Linked DNA regions of Homo sapiens: all the other regions are linked to region 2. A link is a loop called in an ENCODE intact Hi-C map of the cell type or tissue named here. Cell type or tissue: B cell. All regions are shown on one strand. Region 1 holds the start of PADI1 (peptidyl arginine deiminase 1). Region 2 overlaps LOC105376808 (a long non-coding RNA gene). Region 3 overlaps PADI1 (peptidyl arginine deiminase 1).

Evidence for each region. A loop is a pair of places that touch in the nucleus more often than their neighbours do. Peaks named below come from ENCODE experiments on the same cell type or tissue, not always from the same donor. Only the 100,000 strongest peaks of a DNase experiment are listed, where the experiment ranks them.
Region 1: it touches region 2 in a loop (23-fold over the local background); 4 of 110 quality-filtered maps call a loop at or near these places.
Region 3: a loop joins it to region 2, with 5 times the contacts of the local background. A loop is called at or near these places in 9 of 110 quality-filtered maps.

What each region holds. Positions count from the first base shown.
Region 1 is chr1:17,202,754-17,210,753 of GRCh38, reverse strand. It overlaps PADI1 (peptidyl arginine deiminase 1), which reads right to left and starts at 5,626. Exons shown (of 16, transcript NM_013358.3): 1 at 5,445-5,626. The coding sequence starts at 5,536. RefSeq lists an enhancer at 43-544. In B cell, no CTCF peak of the experiment used is centred here; DNase peaks (open chromatin) are centred at 2,533 and 3,523; H3K27ac peaks cover 301 bases.
Region 2 is chr1:17,138,491-17,146,490 of GRCh38, reverse strand. It overlaps LOC105376808 (a long non-coding RNA gene), which reads right to left. Exons shown (of 3, transcript XR_947005.2): 3 at 7,536-7,831. Among named protein-coding and RNA genes, the nearest start is that of PADI2, 23 kb to the right of the region's middle. In B cell, no CTCF peak of the experiment used is centred here; DNase peaks (open chromatin) are centred at 4,620 and 4,990; H3K27ac peaks cover 280 bases.
Region 3 is chr1:17,234,067-17,242,066 of GRCh38, reverse strand. PADI1 (peptidyl arginine deiminase 1) reads right to left here. Exons shown (of 16, transcript NM_013358.3): 12 at 4,609-4,753; 13 at 3,358-3,451; 14 at 2,284-2,363; 15 at 1,307-1,432. Among named protein-coding and RNA genes, the nearest start is that of PADI3, 11 kb to the left of the region's middle. In B cell, CTCF peaks have their summits at 4,656 and 4,855 (motif pointing right); DNase peaks (open chromatin) are centred at 2,454 and 4,846.

The sequences.
Region 1 (8,000 bases), 64 kb before region 2:
GTTGAGGGAGGGCAATGGCTGATGTCCCAGACCCCTCAGCAGGCTCAGGCATTTTCTCAGGAGTCTAGAATCACACATGATGTGGCTGTGTCCTGTCTTCTCCCTCATTCACAGAAATCACACTAGTGGGTGCCTTATGCCCTGTCATTGCTTGGGGAGGGGCACGCCCAGAGAGCCCAGGCTGAGGGCGCAGGCTGAACCAGCTTTCTCCCAAGTGGAGCTCTGCCCAGCCAGGAATGGAGGCTGGAGAAGAGGGACAGCTTTCACTCACTGGTCTTCCCAGAAGAGATAAACAGGGGCTGGGGACCAGAATGTCCCTGAGAGATAGGGCCCTGAATTTAGAGTCCAAGTCGTGAGTCACCGATCCTCTCCCCAAAGCATGTCCGCATTCTGTGGATTGTGGAATTCCTCAAGGTAAAATGGAAAAAAATTGGCCGGGCGCGGTGGCTCAGGCCTGTAATCCTAGCTACTTGGGGGGCTAAGGCAGAGGATCACTTGAGCCCAAGAGTTTGAGGTTGCACTGAGCCATGGTCACACCACTGCACCCTAGCCTGGGTGACAGAACGAGACCTTGTCTCAAAAAATAAAATAAAATAAAATAAAATAAAAACTTAGGCAGGGTGAGATGGCTCACACCTGTAATCCCAACACTTTGGGAGGCCGAGGTGGGCAGATCACCTGAGGTCAGGAGTTCGAGACCAGCCTGGAAAACACGGCAAAACCTTGTCTCCATTAAAAATACGGGGTGGTGCATAACTGTAATCCCAGCTACTTGGGGGGCAGAGGAGTGCAGGAGAATCACTTGAACCTGGGAGATGGAGGTTGTAGTGAGCCGAGATCATGTCACTGCACTCCAGCCTGGGCAACAGAGTGAGACTCCATCTCAAAAATAAAAATAAAAATAAAATAAAATGGAAAAAATAAAGGTGCCAGCTTCGCAGGTACAAACAATAAGGGATGTCACTCCGAAGAAAACAGGCTCAGAGATGCTAAGTGACTGGCCCAAGGTCACACAGCCTGCAAAGACCAGCTGGAAGTAAAAGGGATGGGAGCTGAGAAGGGAAGAGAAGAAGGCTCAGAGTGAGGAGACATTCCAAGACTAGGATCCAGGAAATGCCAGGAAGGGGTAAGGAGGCGGAAAGCGGAGGGCCTGGGGGGCCAGAGGGAGGGGGAGAGATTCCCAGCCAGTCCCAAAATGGCAAGTGGCAGCTAGGACCCAGGGGAGCAGGGAGTTCCACAGAATTAAGGGGTGGCTGACCTCTGAGGCCCTTCGTGATGTCAATATTTTATGTTTCAAGAATGCTACCCTCTTCCATTCTGAGTCCAGTTTTTACAACCCCCGGGCCTGTCAGGGCCCTGTGGAACTTGCGGAGGACCCCAGCTTCATATTCTCCAGGGACCCTGAAACTTGAACTTTTAATGTCTCTTCTGGTGAATAGTGTTCTTCCTGCTGCAGTGACACAGTGACAGGACGGAGCAGAGAATGTGTCCAGCCAGGGGCCGGCAGCCTGTCGGTCGCTGGAAATTAGTGTCAGTGTCAATCCTGTAATTTTCCCCTGAGGAGCACAATTATGCCTCATTGTTCTTCTGTGCGAGTTAAAAGCATTAATTTACTCGATGTACACATTACACATACCACAAGTTTTCGAACTCTGTTTTGGCATTTTCATTTTCTGAAATACAGAGAATTCCAGAAAATGCATCTGAGAGGCCTGCAGAGTCCCTTCTCCCTATGCCCCTCCAATTCTACCGCTGTCTGATCCTGACTCAGTCTTGCATTGCTGCTTTTGCAGTGGTGGGGAAGGCTTGGGGGAAAGTGCAGGAGAATGTCCCTGTCTCCTACAAGGCCGGCCTTCTGCATCCCAAAGAATAAAGGTTCTTTATGGTCTCCAGCCTCAGGCTCTGGTTCTGGCCTCTGGGCAGTCAAGGAGGGCCACACAGGACCGCAGATGGATTCCTCACACTTCCCACCCCTGTCTTTATTGGCATGAGCCACCTGAACTCCTTAGGCAAGGACAAGGATAGCCAGGGCAGTCTGGCCAGATCCAGGGAATCAGGGTGGTGAGCTAGCCCACTGGGGTGTGGGGGTCAGTGTGGTGAGCTAGCCCACTGGAGTGTGGGTCATCAGGATGGTGAGCTAGCCCTCTGGTGTGGGGGGTGGACAGGGTGGTGAGCTAGCCCACTGGAGTCGGGGGTGGACAGGGTGGTGGGCTAGCCTACTGGGGTGGGGGGTGGAAAGGGTGGTTAGCTAGCCCTCTGGAGTCAGGGGTGGACAGGGTGGTGGGCTAGCCCACTGGGGTGGGTGGTGGACAGGGTGGTGAGCTAGCCCACTGGAGTCGGGGGTGGACAGGGTGGTGGGCTAGCCTACTGGGGTGTGGGGATGGGACCTGCAGCACATGCTGAGTCGAGGATTCCTAAGGGTTTCCTAGGCTGGGACACCCTGGGGCACACAATTACCCCAAACACAAGTGTTTCTCCAAATAACCAGTTCACACAGCCCCTGGGGGAATGAATCACTTCCTGTGATGTCATCCCTACACACCCATCTCCTGGAGGGCTCAGACTCCCAGCAGCTCAGGTGACTGGCAACACCTCCTCTTCTGGGGGCTTCCCCCCTCCCACCAGTAAGGCCAACTAGAAACCCCTTACTTGGCCTTAGCTAGAGTCAGACACTGGGTGAAGGGGTTGGGGAGGCCCCAAGTTCATCACTTGTCATCAAGTGTAACCCCTTCCTCCTGCTGCCAGCCCAGCTGCTGGAGTGAGCTTCAGGCTCCTCTTAAAAACCTTCCCAGGTTGACAATTCCATGCCCCTCTTTCCCTGCCCATCGCAGACCTGGCCAGCAGGAAGCTCTTCCTTATGCTGCAGAATCAACTTCTGTGTCCTAGTTTGGAGGCTCTCAGTAGCTATGACCATAGTCACCACCAACACCCAGGTGAAGGTTCCTGAAGGGCTCTTGGATGGAGGTGCCCTGTGTGCTCACTCAGGATCCCAGAGCAACCTCTGCCTCCCAGAGCCAACCAGAGCACAACAGCTATGAATAGCCCAGGCAACTTCCCGTTGCCCCTCCGCTGGGCCAGGGCCTGCATTTGAGGACGCTAAGGAGCTTTACAGACACCCTATGCTCCCAGCACTTGCAGTCTGAGCTGTCCTCGTCTCCTCCCATCCTCTCAGGTGTGAGGGAAAGGACAGATGCTGGAGAAAAGGGGACTCACAGAGCTACCAGAGCTGTGCGCACTGCCAGGGCACCCACGGCGCAAGGGGTCTTATACATGCATGGGCTCATTTATCTTCCCCTGAACCCATTATAACTGGTGTTATATTGTTTCTTCATTTTCAGATGTGGAAACTGAGGCTCGGAAGTGCAGCTCCAGCCACGCCTGGAGCCAGCCTGAGAATGGAGTGTGTTCAACTCCAGGGTCTGGGTACTTCACCTCCACAGTGAACTGCAGAGTGGACTCAGCTCATCTCATGGGGGCTCAGATGAGGAAATGAAACCCAGAGAGGACAAGTGACTTGGCCCACATCCAGCAGGAAGTCAGTGGCAGAGCTAAGACCAGGTCTCCCGGCTCCCCGTGAAATGTTTCTGGCCTTAGCAGCACAGTGTAGAGCCAGAGGTTCTGAAATCACCTTCTAGAAACAGCCATGCCCTCAGATGAGAGCAGAAGCCTGAAATAAGAAGAAGGGGGCCTGCAAGGGACCCTTTTCCTACTCTTGGTGTGAAAGTAGATTCCCAGATACAATGTGGGATGCCTAGTTAGATTTCAGCTTTAGTGGCCAGGTACGGTGGCTCACGCCTATAATCCCAGCACTTTGGGAGGCCGAGGTGGGTTGATCACTTGAGGTCAGGAGTTTGAGACCAGCCTGACCAACATGGCAAAACCTTGTCTCTACTAAAAATACAAAATTAGCCGAGTGTGATGGTGGGTTCCTGTTATCCCAGCTACTCTGGAGGCTGCGGCAGAGAATTGAACCCGGGAGGTGGAGGTTGCAGTGAGCAAAGATCTCGCCACTGCACTCCAGCCTGGGTGACAGAGCGAGACTCCATCTCAAAAAAAAAAAAAAAAAAAAAGAAAAAGAAAAAAAAGACTTCAGCTTCAGCTAAACAGCAGATTATTTTAGTAGAAATATCTCCCATGCAATATACTAAAAAAGCTTTTTGTTTTTTATCTGAAATTCAAACTTAACCAGGCATCCTGTATTTTTATTTGCTAAATCTGGCAAGCCTATGTTAACAGGGCAAGAGACAATGGGGTCTCTGCTGGCCACCTAGACCCGAGAGAACCAGCCCCCACAGCGGGGCTCCCAGCAGCAACTTAGAGTCAAGGTTTGGTTTCCATGGCTCCTGGTTTTCCTCCCCAGCCCTGCCACCGGGGTCACAGACCACTGCCCAACAGAGAAGCAGGAAGGGCTTCTCGAGCAGAGGATCACCAGAGGCCAGGTGGGCAGCTGGCCCTGGGCCCCACATACATTAACCAGACCAGCAGGTACAGGGGCTGAGTCCCAAGAGGGAGAAAGGAGCTCAGATCTCACCCAGTAACAGACCCCCAGCACCCAGCTCCTCTTTGAGGGAGACTCCCACCACGAGCCCCCTATCTGCAAGGGGTTCAGCCCCACCTGCTCCAGCAGGGATGGAATCCATAGACAGCCTCTCAGAGTTGGAAATGCCACCAGAGATCACCAAATCCAATTCCCTTAGTGGCCAGGTAGGGAAACTAAGGCTGAGTCCCCGAGTCCCCATCTGGACACAGCCAGCACAGGAAAGATTTGGGTCAACAGGAGAAGCAAATGCTACTGATGCCCCCTCAGATGTCATCATTGCCACCATCACCGCCATCATCGCCATCATCACTGTTCATCACCATAATCAGCGTCATCACCATCATCTCACAGCAAACATAAGTCCCAGCCGTCTTGCTCCAGGTTCTCTCTTCATATTAATTCATCGAGTATTTCCTAACCACTCCCTCCTGATTGGAATCAATCTAGTTATCTCTGGCTGACCTCCAAGGGTCAAGCTACCACACACGTCCCTTCACCTCAAAGAGATGGGGGCTTGGCAAGAAATTGAGGGAGGTGGGAACCAGTTCTCTTCCCCATCTTGAGCCATCTGATGTTCCACACAAGTTCTACCTAGGTGTCAGAATGCAGGGCCCAGACCCCAAAGCCTGACCCCAGGGCTCAGAGTTAGAAATCTAAGGCTGGACTCTTACCCAGGGGATTGAAGCCAATGTCCTGAGCCCAGTGCCCAGGAGCTGGGGCCCCAAGGAGGACCTGACTAGACCCTAGTTCCTTCCTTCCAGACTCCACAGCCAACTCCACCTTCTCTGCTATCTCCTGCCAGCATCCTTTCCAACGTGCCTGACTTGTCTACCAGGCACCCACCCCATTGACTTACACTCTAACCCAGCTCTCTGCAGCCAGGAGAGCGCCTCCCAGCTCTTACCTGTGAATGTCCACATGTGCCTCGACTCCCACCACACACACGGCATGGGTAGGCATCTTCAGGGACAGCTGCACAACTCTCTTTGGGGCCATCCTGTCACCTGGCTCCCAGCCTCCTAGATCAGCCCTGGCTCCCCAGCTCCCGTCCTGGGCACTTCTTTGCCAGGAAGAAGTGTGAGTTCTGATGGACTGGTGCCTCCTCCTCCCTTTAAATTTCACCCTGCGACCTGATTAGCCTGGCTGAGCCTGGTCCCCACCTCCTGGCTCCACACCCTCCTCACTCAGGGCTGTCAATCCAGGAGGTCAGGGGAGGAGGTGCCCAAGGCCTGTCTGGGAGATGGGGAAGGGGAGCTTCAACTGGGGGCCCCGGGCGAAGCAGGACTCACCTGCTGACAGGAGACCCTCCAGAGCTCCCCAGCAGCCTCTGCCCTCCCCTCCAAAGACTCCTGGTGCCTGAACCCCTATTACAATGATGTCAGTGTTTCTGTGGGCTGACTATGTGCGGGCTCTGCCTATAACCACCTGTGATCCTTATCAAACCTTTTAACCTCTCTGTGACTCAGCTGCCTCATGTGTAAGTTGGCAGCTGTAACAGTAGTACCTGTCCCATTGTGTTGATGTGGGAAAGACATGAGTTATGTGTAAGAAGATTAGCACAGCTCCTGGCACCTGTGTTCACTAAAACACTAACAATTATGACTTTTATCCTCATTTTGCAGGTAAGAGAACCATGGCTGCAGGTCTCACTGCTAGTAAGTGGTAGAGTTATAACTTCCACGCAGGTTCACCCGTCTCGCCACACAATACCACCCCCCAACAGGTGAGGGTAGGCCCTTGTGCCCAGACTCCACAGACAGCAGAAGCCACCCCAGGCAAGCATTCTTGGGGAGCCAGAGAGGAGGGAACTTGAAAAAGAGCTCAGAGCAATGACCTGGGAGCGTGGACTCATTTCTGAAAATCCCTCTTCTTTCAGCTCAGCACAGCAAGCTTCAGCCTGTTCTGAGGCTCTTTGTAGAACTTCATTTGTTAATTTGACAAGTGTTTGTTAATCATCTTTTATGTGTCAGGCACTCATTTAGGTGATAGGGATACAACTATGAACAAAAGAGACCATGATTCCTGCTCTGACGACATTTATATTCTGGGGGAGACAGACCGTAGGTGAAGTTAAATGAGTAAAGTGTGTATGACATCAGATGGTGCATTAAGGTTCTTCCCATTATCTAAGCGAGGGATGGCATGGCTTGGTCCCAGGGTAACAGGGAAGGTGGTGGGAAGTGGTTGGATCCTGAATGTATCTTGAAGGTAGAGCCGATGAGGTTTGCTGATGAGTTGGATGTGGGTGTGAGAGAGAGTGGTCAACGATCACTGGAGTATTTGGGACCCGAGCAACTAGAAGGATGGAGTTGTCATCAGAGAGATAGGGAAGGCTGCAGGAGGGCAAGCTGGGCAGGGAGCTTGGCCATTCTCTGTTGGACTTGTTCGACATGAGATGTCTGTTAGAGCTTGGGGTAGAGGTGGTGAATTGCAGGTGACGTGTTCCCTTCATATCGGGCATTGGGGGTGATGAGAAGAGCCGTTTGCTCTGGAATCGCAGGACACCCATCCTCAGTAATGTGGTCCTCTTCTTCCAGGGGGCTCTTATACAGAGTGGGAAAAGGGGCACATAAACCAGAACTCTAGTGTCCACAGGGCTGGGGTGGCAGGGCAGCAAAGAGCAAGAAAGAGAGAGAGAGAGAGAGAGAGAAACAGCCTTGCCTGAGGAGTTGTCAGTCTGATGGAAGATGTGGGGGACACACAGTCCCTGGCTGCAGGAACCCCAGCCTGATTAGGGAGGCAGGAAATAGTAAAATGGCATAAACATTTATTTGGTTACTTTTGATTTTGAAGATATTTTTGAAACCATCTTTCTTATTGCAAATGTTATTGATCTGCAAAGTTCATTACACCTGAAGTCACCAAGACAAAGTCTAATTTTACCCCATGGATACAGAACCCAGGGAAACAGGTGTTCAGGGATGGTTTTCCATCACCCAAACCCCAAACCTCAATTTACCAGGACCTCAGTCATTTTGTTTAACAGCATTTATTGACATAAACGTGTCCATTTCTTATGGAATGGAATGCAGAGTGGAACAAGCAGTTTCCTGCAGAGCACATGGGTGTGTTCCCATTAGAGAAGATTAAATGGATGGATGGATGGATGGATGGATGTGTGGGTGGATGGATGGATGGATGTGTGGGTGGATGGATGGATGGACAGACAGATGGATAGGTGAACGATAGGAAAAAGGGAGGCAGGAAGAAAGGCAGGCTGGTGCATAAAGAGCTGTCTAAAAAGATGATGATGATGATGATGGTGATGATGGTGATGATGACAACAATAATGGTGATGCAAACACATATATGGCCCTCACCATGTGCCACTGTTTTAAGACCTCTCCATGTATTCATTTACCTAATCCTCACAATAATACTGGGTGGCAGGTATCAATCAAGCCTGGAATGCCAAGTTCAAACAGACCACATGGATGTGTAGGATGTGCCCTTGGCCAGT
Region 2 (8,000 bases):
ATTGCAAAGCTGGAACACTTCACCCAGGTGGCTACAGCTAGGAACTTACACGATCACAGTTAAAAGTTTGCACCATTTATTTCAGCAAACACCTTTTACGAATCAAAAGACAAGGGCAGGGATGGTGCCTCACGCCTGTAATCCCAGCACTTTGGGAGGCCGAGGCAGGTGGATCACGAGGTCAGGAGACCAAGACCATCCTGGCCAACATAGTGAAACCCCATCTCTACTAAACATACAAAAATTAGTTGGGCATGTTGGCGCCCCAGCTACTCCGGAGGTTGAGGCAGGAGAATCGCTTGAACCCGGGAGGCAGAGGTTGCAGTGAACCGAGATCGCGACACTGCGCTGCAGCCTGGTGATAGAGCGAGACTCCGTCTCAAAAAAAAAAAGAAAGAAAGAAAGAAAGAAAAAGAAAAGAAAGAAAGAATCAAAAGACAAAGTGTTAATATTCTTAATAAACAAGGAAACCTTATAGATAAATGAGTAGTAACTCAGTAGGAAAATAGGTAAAAGTCACAAAGAGGCAAGCCACATAATGTAAAATCAATTCAACAATGATTCATTGAGCCACTACTGCATACGAGGCATGGCTCTAGACACTGGAGGTACATGATGAACAAGACAAGGTCCCTGTTCTCATGGAATGGCCTAGTGAGGCGAAACAGGCAAGCAAATAAACATATATCTCTCCTATGGCAGGTATATGGAGCAAAGTAAAATAGGGTGATCTGATAGAGGTGACACAGCTACTCTAGAAGGGGTGGTCAGGAAAGGTCTTGCAAGGAGGTGCTGATAACTGAATGCCAAGAATGGGCAGCCATGCAATGGCCAGGGGGGAAAGCCTTCCAGAGGAGGGACCGGCAAAGATAGTGCAAGATCTCCAAGAAGGAGTGAGCCAGGAATATTTAAGAAGCTAAGAGGAGGCCAGCGTGGCTGGAGAGAAGTGGGCAAGGAGGAAAGTGTAGAGTACGGGACCGGCTGGAGCGTGCGGGACTGTAAGCGGGGGACAGAGTTGAGATTTGAGTGAGGCAGGAAGACCTGGGAGATTTTAAGCAGGAGAAGGGTGTGATCTGGTTACGTTTTCAAACTATCACTTTGGCCACTGTGTGGAGAGTCGACAAAAATGAGAGCAGAAGCAGGGAATCCAGTTAGGAGGCCCCTGAATTAGCCCAAGGGAGAATTGACAAACACTTGGCATAAAGTGGAAAGGGTGGAGGTGGAGGTGCAAGCATTCAGGATGTTTTAGGGATAGAAATTGATGGGATTTGCTAATCATGGACTGGAATTGGGGATGAGAGGAAACTAAGTCTCAAGGAAACTGTGTATACATATTTTTTGCCTTGAAAAATTGGTGGGTAGATGGTGGTACTTCTTCTTAGGTGGGAAAATGGCAGAAGATGGGCAGGAGCTGGTTTGGAGAGAAGTTTCAAAATAATAGTAAGAGCTCACATTTACCAAGTTTTTCCTCTGTGCCTGGCTTGCTTTACATCAGGGAGTTCTCAATCTCTACGTTGTTGCTATTTGAGATGAGATCATTTTTTGCTGTGGAGTTGTCCTATACATTGTGGGGTGTTAAGCAACATCTCTGGCCCCTACCCACTAGACACCATTAGTGTGCATGCAAGTATACATGTGTGAGCGTACACACACACACACACACACAGAGAGAGAGAGAGAGAAAGAGAGAGAGAGAGTTGGACAACCAAAAAATGTCTCCAGACACTGCCAAAAGGCCCACTCATCATTCCTGGTGAGAACACTGCTCTACATGGATTCTCTTCTGTAATCCTCACAACCACTCTATAAAGTCCATGCTGATAGTATCCCCATTTTACAGATGTGGAAACTGAGGCCCAGAATACTTAACTTATCCAAAGTCATGAGTCTTTATTTTTGGCCAAGTTGGGCTTGAGTGCCCACTGACCATTGCTACGGTATAAATGTGTCTCTCTGAAATTCATGTTGGAACCTAAGACCCAATGTGATAGTATTAAGAGACGGGACCTTCAGGATGGGATTAGCATCTTTACAAAAGGGCTTGAGGGAGTTGATTTGCCCCTTCCAACTCTTCTGTCATGTGAGGACACAGCAAGAAAGCACCATCTTGGAAGCAGACAGCAGTCCTCACCAGACACTGAATCTTCTGGCACCTGGATCTTGGACTGCTTGGCCTCCAGAACTGTGAGAGGTAAAGTTCTGTTCTTTATATATTACCCAGTCTCAGGTATTTTTGCTACAGCAGCACAAACGCACTAAGACAACCATTCATGAAGAGAGCTCCAACAGGCAGGTGTGTGCATGCCACTGAGGTGCAGGGGAGTGTCAGGGTGAAGAGGGAATCTGCAATTGGGAGTCCCTGGTGCCTGGATGGGACTTTCACTGTGGAACTGAATGAGGTCACCTAAGGAGAATATACCATCCCCTCTCTTCTTTTGAAAAACTTCATTTCTCCTGTTATCTCTGCTTTCTCTTGCATTACCAGTTTCTCTCTTTTCCGAATCATTCCCATAAGCAAACATAGAGCGTCACTGTTCCTTGGTGTCACCTCCCCCTCCAGTGCCTGCCCAATTTCTCCACTCTCTTTCATAGCAAAATTCCTTAAAGAGTTGGTACAATCCGTCTCTTCAAAATGTCACCTCTCATTCTCTCCTCCACCCACTCTAACAAAGCATTCATCCCAACACTCAACTAAGACCTCCAGGCCATCAAATCCAATGGTCACTCCTCTGTCCCCATCTTACTGGCCCTCTTGGCAGCTTTGGACACAGTTGTCCTCCCTCCTTCTTGAAGCATCTTCTTTCCTTGGCTTCCATGACACCACACTGTCTCGGCTCCTCCTCTAAGTGTAGAAGGGGCCTAGGGTCTGGTCCTAGCCCCCTTCGCTTCCCTATTTACATGAAAGAAAAAATATGGATGGCCAGTACACATTGAAAATTGTGCTCAGCTCCAATTATAACCAAAGAAATGCCCACTAAGACAAATGAGATCTACTTTTAATCTAACACGATAGCAAAGATTCAAAAGATTAATTATACTCAGTATTGGCATAGATATAGAGAAACAAACACTCTCATTTGCCATTGGTGAGAAGATAAGTAGTACCATCTTTTTTTAGAAGGCTTTTTCTCAATATTGATCAAGAGACATATAAAATAGAATGATCAATCCTATACTTTGTTTTAATCTTTTCTATTGACATAATTTCAGACTTACAGAAAAACTGCAACAATAATACAAAGAATTCCCAGATACCCTACCCATCATCCACATCACCTAGATTCCCCAAATATCATCTTACTACACTAGGATTCTCCCTCTCCCTCTCTCTCTGTTTCTCTCTCTCTTCCCAAAATATATATATATACACTCACACATGTATGTATCTGTGTGTGTATATATACACATATGGATATATGTACATACATACACATACATATGGATATATGTACATATGTATGCATACATACGTATATGTGTGTATATATACACACATGTGCATATATAATAGTTTTATACTTTTATACTACATATGTATATATTTTTCTGAACCACTTAGTGGCAAATTGCAGGCATGATATTCTTTACCATAAATACTTGAGTGTATATTTCCTAAAAGTATGGAATTATCTTAGATAACCAAAGTACAAGAATCAAAGTCAGGAATTAACACTGATACAATACTACTATCTAATCCACAGATCTCCTTGGGATCTCACCAATTGTCAACATGGTGCCCGTTTTAGCAAAAGTAAATCCAATATCATATATTGCCTCCAATCATTATGTCTCTGTAGTTTCTTTTAATGTGGAACAGTTCCTCAGTTGTCTGTTTCATGACTTTGTCATTTTTGGAATCCAGGCAAGTTATTTTATAGAATGTCCCTGAGTTTGAGTTTGGTAGATTCATTCTGGCATAAACACTTTTGTCTTACTCTTCCCTCTGCCTGGAATATTGGTTTCTTGGCTTTTCAAGCTGCTTTCTTCTCCTCCTCCTTTGAGTCTCCCTTCAAATATCACCCCTTCCAAAGAGCCTTCCTACTAAATAGAATTACAGTCAATTCTCAGAAAAAAAAAATTGGCCAAATGATCAAGAAATGTGATGTTTTAGACCAGGGGTCGGCAACTACCGTGAATGAACTAAGAATGGTTTTTACATTTTTTTTTAATGGTTGGAGAAAAAAAACTGAAAGAAGAAAATCTTGTGACATTCTCATGAAAATTAAATGAAATTCAGTTTTAGTGTCCACAAATAAAGTTTTATGGGGACACAGCCAGGCCCGTGTGTTACATTTATCTGGGCTGCTTTCCTGCTACAATGGCAGAGCTCAGTAGTAGGCACCGAGAGTCACTGCTCTCATCTCTTTGTGTGGCTGCTCAGCACACTACGAACCACATGCCACAGCTCCAAGTCGACAGCATGCACATCGCTGTGGGGCAGTATTTTCTTTTTTTATAACCAGTGCATACACGTCATGTCAAAACAAGAAGAGTGGACTTCCAATGTTGTACTTTTTAAAAATACATGATAATCATGTGGCAAAATACACGCAACATAAAATTTACCATCTTCTCTATTTTTAACTAGATAGCTCAGCAGCGTTCGGTACATTCACGTCATTGTGCAACCATCAATGCCATCCGTCTCCAGAACTCTTTTCATTTTGAAAAACTGAAACCCTTTACCCATTAAACAAGAACTCCCCATTCTCCCCTCTCCTCCAGCCCCAGGCAACTACCATTCCACTGTCAAAAAATAACATTTCAATGAATTGAGTTGACTCATTGGCTTTTATTATTGATTCATTAATTAGGCAGCATCCCATTGATGAAATAGAAAAAGACATCCCAATGAGAAGAGGGGGTTGTCTTTGGGGGCACAAAGTGGCAGAAGGGGAACAGAAACAAGGAACAAAGAGTAGACTGGGCATTTCAAAGTTACTTTTCTTGTAGGATGAAAGCAGAGGGGACTTCCTTATCACATCAGCTCAGGTTGACTGGGACCTTCTCTGCTGGTTGCTGTAAATCTGTTTGTTTTTTTTAAAGCTGACTGTTTTAAGGGTCAGTTTGATTACGTGGCACCTAACATGAGTGACTCCACTCTGGGGTCTAGTACAGGAGCTTAGTCCAAAACAATGGCCTCCAGTAAATTTTATTTCACCCTACTTTCTGTCTCTATGATTTTGACTAGTCTAAGTACCTCATAGAAGTAGAATTCTATGATATCTATCCTTTGGTGACTGGCTTATTTCATTGAGCATGATGTCCTCAAGGTTCATCTACATCATACCATGTGTCAGAATTCCCTTCCTTCCTTTCTTTTTTTTTTTTTTTTGAGATAGAGTCTCGCTCTGCCCCCCAGGCTGGAGTGCAATGACACAATCTCGGCTCACTGCAACCTCCGCCTGCCAGGTTCATACGATTCTCGTGCCTCAGCCTCCGAAGTAGCTGGGGTTACAGGTGTGTGACACCACACCCAGCTAATTTTCTGTCTTTTTTTTTAGTAGAGATGGGGTTTCACCATGTTGGCCAGGCTGGTGTCAAACTCCTGGCCTCATGTGATCCACCCGCCTCAGCCTCCTGAAGTGTTGGCCACTGCTTCCAGCCATTCCTTCCTTTTTAAGGCTGAATAATATTCTATGTATGCATATACCACATTTTGTTTATCTATTTATCCATCAATGGTGGAGTGTCACATTTTTAAGGCCCAGCGAAGTGTGCATTATTTTGTTATCCAGTTAGATAGCAAGACATTGTGCTTATTAGGCAATGACACTGCATCTGTGCCAAAAGATTTTAATACATGTCTCGCTCCATAATATCTAAAATATTTACTCTCTGGCTGTTTATAGAAAAAGTTGGCCAACCCAATTCTTGTTTTACCCTGGCTTCATAGCAGTCATGGAACTGGACCTGTAGTCCCACTTAGTTGCATGCCAACAAATACCAACTCAAATGCTCAAACTTTTATCTGAAACTTTGTGTGGGCTTCCCTGCAAATGCACTTGACTGTTTCCTCCCAGCTTTTCCCGTTCAAACCTGACTCAGAACCACCCCTAACCCCCATCTCCACCCACAAGCCAGGCCTGTTGCTATGGTTTGAATATTTGTCTCTTCCAAAACTCATGTTGAAATTTAATCCCCAATGTGGCTGTACTGAGAGGTGGGGCCCTTAAGAGGTGATTGGGTCATGAGGGCTCTGCCCTTATGAATGGGTTAATCCAGTCATGGATTAGTGAATTAATGGGTTAATAGGTAACCCATCAATTGATCCATTAAGTGATCATGGGAGAGGAACTGGTGGCTTTATAAGAAAAGCAAGAGAGGGCTGAGCTAGCCTGTGAGCACTCAGCTTCTTCACCAGCTGATGTCCTGCACCACTATGGGACTCTGCAGAGAGTCATCAGCAGCAAGAAGGACCTCACCAGATGCAGCCCCTTGGCAATGGACGTCTCAGCCTCCATAACTGTAAGAAATAAATTCCTTTCTTTGTAAATTATCCAGATTCAGGTATTCTGTTATAAGAAACAGAAAACAGACTAAGACACCTGTCCTTTCTTGCCCAAACAGTCTTTCTGTAAATACTTCCTGATGCCTCTTCTGTACCCAGCCCTTGGGAAGTTGACATGAGAGGCAGGGTGATACTTATGCACCCAGACCTGTCCCCCTGCCTTCCCCACCCACATGCTCAGCACCTTCCTGAAATTAATCATAGAATCTTCAGATTACATGATCTGAAGTGCTCAGACTCTGCAGAAGGTGTGAATTATACAAGCTCTGAGCTTTTAAGTTCTCTTAAGCTTTTTGTTTCTTTTTCTTTTTTTCCTTTTTATTTATTTATTTATTTATTTATTTATTTATTTGAGATAGAGTCTCACTCCCTCTGTTGCCCAGGCTGGAGTGCAGTGACATGACCTTGGCTCACTGCAACCTCCACCTCCCCGGTTCAAACGACTCACATGCCTCAACCTCCCAAGTAGGTGGGACTACAGCCATGTGCCACCATGCCTGGCTAATTTTTGTTTTTTTAGTAGAGATGGGTTTTCACTATGTTGGCCAGCCTGGTCTTGAACTCCTGGCCTCAAGTGATCCACCCGCCTCAGCCTCCCAAAGTGCTGGGATTACAGGCGTGAGCCACCGCACCCAGCTCTCCTAAGTCTTTTAGTATAAGTTTAGAATGGAAGAAATGCAGGAACTTAGGCCCTGAAAATGTTAGAATTAGGGAATCTTAGGGTGCTAAATTGTTAAAATATAAAAACCATTAAAATGGTGGAGTTATTTAACCAGAATGTGTTAAACTTGCAGATTCTTAGAACCATGGAAAATCAGAATGTCCTGGGTGGAGGGGATCTTCTAGAAGCCAGGAACACATGTCCTATCTGGGGCACAAATCCCTTCTGACCCCCAGCAGCCTTCTTCTCCCTGCCTGATTCCCGTCCAAGGGTCTTATTGCTCAGGCATGCTCTGAGCTTCCTAGCTGCTGCGACCTTGTCTTCTGGCCACTGGCTGCTGCCCAAGGTGCTTCACAGCCCAGCCCTATTTTCCTTCCACCCTCTCCATCCACTCCTTAAAGACACCAGAAGCCAGACCTGTCTTCCTGCCTTGCTCCCGTGGTCTCCTCTGCCCAGCTTGCCCTTCCCTTCACTCCTCACCTCCCCACCTCTCCCTGTTGAGAGGCTAGCCCCTTGTCAAGGGTCTCCCCAAACATCACCTGCACAGGGATGTGCTCCTGTGTTCCTGAGTGGCTGTCACAGCCCTCCTTTATCCTCATGCCTACAAATCACCTCATGTCTGCAAATCCCTTCAAGTCTTAGAGCCTCAGTCTCAGCTTCTGTCAAATGAGAAGAAGAAAAGTACGCCCCTCAACGGGTTGTTGTGGGAATGAAATTCGGTAACACAGAAAATACTTAGCCCAGGGCCTGACACAGGAGAGGTGCTCAGCCAACATGAGCTAAAGACCTCAGGAGGCATGCTGGCTCCAGAGCCCTGGCTGGTTGCAC
Region 3 (8,000 bases), 96 kb before region 2:
CTCTGCCAGGACCTAGAGGCTGGAATCTCCCCATGAGGAGTCAGGAAAGCACACTGACCCTCCCCACCTCCTGCAACCTGCATCCTGATTCCGACATTCACTTCCAACCCTGATTCCATGCCGATTCCGACATTCACTTCCAACCCTGATTCCATGCCGATTCCGACATTCACTTGCAACCCTGATTCCATCCCGATTCCGACATTCACTTCCAACCCTGATTCCATCCCGATTCCGACATTCACTTCCAACCCTGATTCCATCCCGATTCCGACATTCACTTCCAACCCTGATTCCATCCCGATTCCGACATTCACTTCCAACCCTGATTCCATCCCGATTCCGACTTTCACTTCCAACCCTGATTCCATCCCGATTCCGACATTCACTTCCAACCCTGATTCCATCCCGATTCCGACATTCACTTCCAACCCTGATTCCATCCCGATTCCGACATTCACTTCCAACCCTGATTCCATCCCGATTCCGACATTCACTTCCAACCCTGATTCCATCCCGATTCTGACATTCACTTCCAACCCTGATTCCATCCCGATTCCGACTTTCACTTCCAACCCTGATTCCATCCCGATTCCGACATTCACTTCCAACCCTCGGCTTGTCCCAAGAGAGGGATTCAAGCTAAAGACCGCAGTCTGAAGAAAGAGGGTCTATCCCCATCCCGGGGGACCATCCCTGCCAGCTGCCAACACCCCAACATCCTTTCCCAAGAGGTTAATGGGCACTTGGGCCAGGCCCACCCCGATAGCATCGCTCAGGCCCTTCCCAGTTGAGATCACATCTGCTCATCTCCTTGTCAGCTGCCCTGTTAATGAGAGTCAGCGAGGCCACCGCCCACCCCACCTGCACCGCCTGACACAGGACCCCCACTGGGGAGCAGCAAGCGAGGGGCTGTGGTGGGGAACACAGCAGGCAGCTGAGACCCAGAGACAGAAGCCTGAAACACTTGGAACCAAACCACGCTTTCTTTTTCCATCTGGGTGAGAAAAAAAAAAGTGCTTTGTGGCGGGGCATCCTATGCTCTGTAGGATGTTTAGTGAAATCCCTGGCTTCTACCCACCAGATGCCAGGGGCATGCACCTCACTGCGGCAACAAAAATCCCCTGGGGGCAAAATTGCCCTGGTTGAGAGCCACTGATGGGAATGTTCTCTATATTCACAAAAACAGACACTGGAGAGGTCCGCAGGGCCCTCCAGCCTCTGCACCAGCCTGCCCTGGGCCAGGGAGTGCTTCTTCTCAGAGCCCCGCAGACCCCCCAGCAGGACCCTGCACAAGGGCTCTCACCATGTCTGGGAAGAAGGCTTCCGCGTAGAAGTTTTTCAGGAAGAAGAGCTGGGGAATGTCCACGATGTCACTCTCTGCCAGGCCCAGCTCCCGCTTCAGCACATTACGGTTCCAGTCAATGCATTTCTGGGGAAGGAGGCAGCTGGGCAGCCCAGGACTAGGAAGAGCATAACACTGGCCAAGCACCTACTGTGCGCTGGGCCCGTGTGGAGCCCTCTGGGCCCGCTAGCTCCTTCAAGCCTCACAACAGCTTTGTGCAATAGAAACCATTGCTGTCCGGGGGAAACTGAGGCTCAGGCAACCTGCTCAAGTGCACAAGGCTAGGATGTGCCAAAGCTGGGGTTCGAACCCAGGCAGTTTCTGGATGCAAATGTTCTTGTCAGCACAACACACTGTCCCAGCCCCAGCCACAGCATGGCTGATGCTCCTGTCCCTTCTCAGCAGCTTAGGAGAAAGCGCTGGGCACTACCGGGAAGGGGTAAGGGCCCTCCTGCCATTAACTGAGCACCGACTCTGTGCTAGCCCCTTCGCCTTGCATGGGGCAGGCATTTTTTATCCTTGGGGTGAGCCCTGCCCCTTCCTGACACCTTGCTTCACCTGTTCCCACAGGATCCCCCTGAATCTTACCCACCCCACCTCTGGGCCCCTCAAGGTCCTATTTCCCCACCGTGTCTCTCGCATTTCACCAGACTTCTCAGATGAGAGGCTCAGATTTGCTTCTGTGAAAATAGGTCATTGCCCCAGCGTGGGGCCGGGTCTCCCTCATTAGGCTGGGAGCTCTCTGAGGGCATGGCTCTGTCTCTTCCATCAGACTGTGGGTTCCTGAAGGCAGAGGCTCTATCCCACCTGCAGGCCCCAGCAGCCCCCAGGACCATGAGAGCTCCAGCGCTGAATCTCTGACCCAACCCAGTTCCTGGGGCTTCTTCTCCCTGGAAGGGAAAGGACCCCTTAGAGCAGCTGGTGGTCCTGCCTCTCACCTGTGCATGAAGATTGTCTCTCTGGAGGTGTCTGTCTGCCAGCATCTCATTAATGCTTCTTTTTGCCTGGTGTTTTAACCCTGCAAGAAGAGAAAGACAGTACATAGCTCAGGGAGCACTGCCTGGAGGCCGTCTTCAGCCTGGGGCTACATAATCCAGGCCAGGATTTCCCTCCTACCTCAGTGCCAGGGTCAGAAGCCAGGACAGAGAAAGCCAGAGACTGAGAACCCCTGAAGGGACCAAGCCATGGCTGCAAGGAAAACCTGGTGATGGATAAGGAACCCCTCAGGAAGTGACTCTGGACTTGGAGCCTAATAATTATGGCACAGCTACCATTATTGAATGTCTGCCATGCTCTGGGCATCCTACTTAATGTATTATTAATATTTAAAGCAACTATAGGAGGGATTAATTATCATCTACAACTCAGAGAAGAGGAAACTGAGGCACTGAGAGGTTCAGAACACACCCTTGATACCACAGCCAGCAAATGCCAAGATCAGGATTTGAACTCAGGGCTATCCTTGTGGATGTCTGCACCACATCCATTCCAATGCTCTATTCCCCAGGTATTCCCCAGATGAGAACACTGAGGCTGTGATAAGGAGGGGAGATGGGCCAACCAAGCCCTTGGAGGGTCTGTTAGCTCCTGCAGGAAGCTCTGCAGAGGGGCCCTGACCAAGCCTGGCTTCTCCTCCTTCCTCTCTCAAGGCCCCAGCCCTGCTGCTCCCTGGCTGCATAGCCCTGTCCAAGCCAATTCACCTTTCTGAGCCTCAGTTTCCACTTCTGTGAACAGGGATAAGGAAGAGGGGAGAGAGATCAAAGGGGAGTGAGAACAAGAACATGCCTGGCATTGACCGGCACCTGGGGCACTCATGACTTCCTGTGCCTTTCCTCTCCTGGGGTGTGGCCCAGGAACTCCCCCACCCATCAGAGGACCTGGGGACCCAAGAAACAGAGAGTGGGTGTTGGGTTCTGAGTCCAGCTGAGAGATCTGCAGGTGCAGGGGCTGTACCCAAGGATGGTGATGAAAGGGCAGGGTCCCCCAGGGGTGACCGGGTCATTGGCACTCACCATCAAACTGGGCTGCCTCCCCATAACCCTCTTCTTTCTTCTCTTGGAAGAGTTTGAGGCAAGCGCTGGGGCTAGCCAGGAGCAGCCGGAAGCCCTGGCACGGAGGGAGGGAGAATGGCTCAGTGGACAGGGTCCCCTTAGACACAGGAGACCCCAGACTCAGGACTCAGGAGGGGCCTGACAGTTCTTGGGACTCCCCTCTCCCACTCGGTCTACACCCCAGCCACAAAGCACTGTCTGCAACTCTCCCAGTCCTCCAAGCAGGTTCCCACCTCCAGAACTTTGTCTGTGCTGTTCTCCCTCCCTGGACGCCCTTCGCATTTTGCCCACCAGGGCATTCTGATTTCTTCCTTCAAGGCCCAATTCAGGGCTGGGTGTCGTGGCTCACGCCTGTAATCCCAGCACTTTGGGAGGCCAAGGTGGGCAGATCACCTGCAGTCAGGAGTTTGAGACCAGCCTGGCCAACATGGTGAAACCCTGTCTCTACTTAAAATACAAAAAATTAGCTGGGCATGGTGGTGTAATCCCAGCTACTTGGGAGGCTGAGGCAGGAGAATCGCTTGAACCCAGCAGGTGAAGGTTGTAGTGAGCCAAGATCGCGCTATTGCACTCCAGCCTGGGCAACAGAGCAAGATTCTGTCTCGAAAAACAAACAAACAAAAAACAAACAAAATACCCAATTCAGATGTCTCCTCCTTCACTGTCAGAGCTGTCCCTAGCAGAGCTGTAACCACTGGTCACTGGGAAGCCTCCTCTCCCAGGCTGCTGGCTCCCTGGCCATGCCTTCCCAAGCCACCTCTGCAAGGCTTACTGTAGAGGCCCAGAACCCGGATTTGAATCCTATCCTGACACCTGCAGGCTGGGTGAGCTTGGATGGGTTAATTGCCCTTCTGAGCCTCAATTTCCTCGCTTGTAAAATGGGACAATAATAATTGCACCCACTTGACGGGCTTGTTGGAGGATTAAATGAATTAAAACATGTGAGTATCTGGCACATAGTAGGTGCTCAATAAATATTACCAATTATTATCAATATCATTCCTGACTATTGGATAAGGGATTTGGGTCCAAGCACAAATACCCTGGAAGTGTGAGGATGAGCGTGTCAGGGTGCCCTGACCCAGAAAATGTCCCAATCCAGAGCTTACTCGGGGCACAGGGTTGAGCTGGTTCCAGATGGCTTTGCCCTGACTCATCCCATCAGGTCAGACAAGGGCAGAGGTGGCTCAGGCAGGGAAGGAGGGGACGCACCTTTTGGTCAGAGGTAGGCACAAAGGTCAGAAACTCGTCCACATGGCCCACAGAGAGCCAGTCCGAGTAGAGCTCCACGGGTGCCTGCACCTGCTGTGCCTTCAGGAAGTTCCGCACTGCCCTGGCCATCTGCCGCCCACCGGACCTGGCCAGGAGGGAGAGGGCGGGCAGTCACCTTGTGCCTGAGAGGCATCAGGCCTTGCCTGAGTCATCATCAGATCTGCCACCAGGGGGCGGAATTGCTCAAAGAACGCTTTAAACGTGGGGCGTAGAGCGTGGAGAAGCCAAGACAGCAGAGAATGGACTGTGCATTTGTGTGTGCATTTGAGCACCTACTGTGTGCTGTCCTTAGGGTCCTCGCAGTAAGTGTCTTGTTTAAGCCTCCTGATGACCCTATGATATACATAGAAATACCAGCTCCAAGTTACATCTGAAGCGTGCTCGGCCAAGCTCTCTGGCCTCACTCCCCACTGCGCCCCTCCTTGCTCACTTGGCTCCAGGCCCACCAGCCTCCCTGCTGATCTGCTGTCTCCAGCCTGCTCTTGCCTCAGGGCCTTTGCACAGCTGTTTCTACACCCTGGAATATTCTCCTAAGTAGCCACATCTTTAACTGCCTCTTCTTTCTTTCCTTCTTTTCTCTTTCTTCCTCTTCCTTCCTTCCTTTCTTTTTTTCTTTCTTTCTCTCTCTCTTTTTTAATTTTTTTTTGAGACAAGGTCTCACTCACTCTGTTGCCCAGCCTAGAGGCTGGAGTGCATGGCTCACTGCAGCCTCAACCTCCCGTGCTCAAGTGATCCTCCCACCTCAGCCTCCTGAGTAGCTTGGACAACAGGTATGTGCCACCACGCACGGCTAATTTTTGTAATTTTTGTAGAGGTGGGTTTCGCCATGCCACCCAGGCTAGTCTTAAACTCCTGGATTCAAGCGACCCCCCCACCTCGGCCTCCCACAGCACTGGGACTACAAGTGAGGGCCACTGTGCTTGGCCTAACTGCCTCTTTTCCTTCAAGGCTTTGTTTAAACAGCAGACTCTCAGCAAAGCTGAGACAAACATTTATTGACATGTGCCACACACATGCTTTACCCAGGCTACCTCATTTAATCCTTATGACAGCCCTGTGGGGTTGGGACTATTACTGTCCCCATTTTACAGGTGAGGGAGTTGAGTCCCAGAAAATTAAAGTTATATGCATTTGTTCATGCATTCATACTATATTCATACATATGATTGGAGGTACTTATTTGTTTTGTTCACTTATTGTCTGTTTCTCTCTGCTGGAATGTTTGGTTGTCTGGTTTGTCCATTGCTAAGGTCAGAAACCAAGGCAGGGTCACTGGACAGCAGCCTGAGGTGCTAAATTTGAGTTTGGAGCCCAGGTAGAAGGAGACCTGGGTTCTGACCGTACTGCTAACTTGCTATGTGGTCCTAATACGTAGCCAACCCTTTTCAAACCTCAGGTCCTATCTATCCACCAAAGGCCTCATTCCTGGTTTTCAGTCCAACAGCCAATGGAATGGGGACACGTCCACACAGGAGACCCCTCACTTTCCCATGTGGGGTCCTTGCTCTGTGCCTGGGAGTTCCCAGAGCAGACCCCTGCACCCTTGAGAGAAGGTTCCTGGCTTGGCTCACTGGCTCGTGAGGCTTGTGGGAGCAGACAGGTAAGGATGTCCATGTGTTGCAGTGTGATATAGAGACTGGGGCAGGAGCCTGGGACAGAGAAGGGAGCAAAGTCCTTGGAGAACACCAAGGAGCCCCTCCCCTTCCTGAGTCTGCATCCTCTGAGCTCTCTGCCCCTGAGCCTGCATCCTCCGAGCTCTCTGCCCCTGAGCCTACATCCTCCGGCTCTCCGCCCCTGAGCCTGCATCCTCTGAGCTCTCTGCTCCTGAGCCCAGGTCCCAAGGATCCTGGAGGAGAGAACTGCCCCATGAGGCATCTGAACAGAATGGTTTCTCCCTGAACTCTGTCCCCAGCTGGACCCGCAGAGCCCCCTCCTGCCTGAGGTCCTACCGGTCCATCCCTGCCCATCTACATGCCACCCATACCGAGTTTTTTCGACTTTTCCTTTGAGCTGTACCTTCTCTGGCTTCCAGGCTTCTGCCTGAGCGCTTCCCTCTGCCTGCAACATGGTCCACTCCACACTACTTTGCCTCCTTCCTTCCTTCCCTCCTTCCTTCCTTCCTTCCTTCCTTCCTTCCCTTCCTCCCTCCCACTCTCCCTCCCTCCCTCCCTTCCTTCCTTCCCTTCCTCCCTCCCTCCCTTCCTTCCTTCTTTCCTTCCTTCCTTCCTTCCCTTCCTCCCTCCCTCCCTCCCTTCCTTCTTTCCTTCATTTATTTGTTTGTTTAGACGGAGTATTGCTCTGTCACCTAGGCTGGAGTGCAGTGGCTTGATCTTAGCTCAGCGCAACCTCTGCCTCCTGGATTCAAGCAATTCTCCTACCTCAGCCTCCCAAGTAGCTGGGACCATGGGCGTGCACCATCAGGCCCAGCTAATTTTAGTATTTTTAGCAGAGACGAGGTTTCACCATGTTGGCCAGGCTGGTCCCAAACTCCTGGCCTCAGGTGATCCACCCACCTTGGCCTCGCAAAGAAGCGTCAATATCGTTGGCTGCCCCTAGGAAGCCTTCTAGGACAACGCACGTGGGATGATATGTGATCCCCTCTCTGATCCATTGCTTGCCTGTCTCCCTCATTAGACTCTAAATCTCAAGGGCAAGCTCCTCAGCCATTTCTGTATCCCCAGCATTAGACTTTGGGCTTGGCCTATAGGAAGTCTCCATAAATATTTACTGAACTGGTAAATGAATGTATGAAAGAATGCACGTAACTTAACTTTTCCAAGCCTCAGCTTCCTTATCTGTAAAGTGGGGATAATGATGGTCTCAGTCTCACAGGGTTGTTGTAGAAATTAAATGAGGTAGCCTGGGGAAAGCACTATGGGTGTGACATGTAGTAGGTAGTAGCTGGTCAATACATTTTTCCAGTTAGTTCCAACCTGCTTTGAAGCAGCCCCACTACTGGGGCCAAATGAAAAATACCTAAGCATTCAAGAGGTGGTTGACACGAATTCTTTATCCCCAGTAATGCTGATTCTGTAGCTAGGACTGGGATTTTCATCAGGCCCGTTTTAAAGATAAGGAAACTGAGGCATGGAGTACAAAATAATTTGCTCATTTAAAATGCATCTGTTTTGTTCACTGATGTATCCCCAGTACCTTTAACTGTGCCTGGCATACAATAAATATTTTTAAGTGAATTAATTGAGTACCTATTGTGTGCCAGGCACTGTGGTATACACTGGTTTGGGGGACTCATCCCAAATCATGTAGCTGGCAAGTGGCAGGGCCAGGACTCAAACCCAAGTCCATCTGATTCCAAAGCCTGTGCTCCTTCC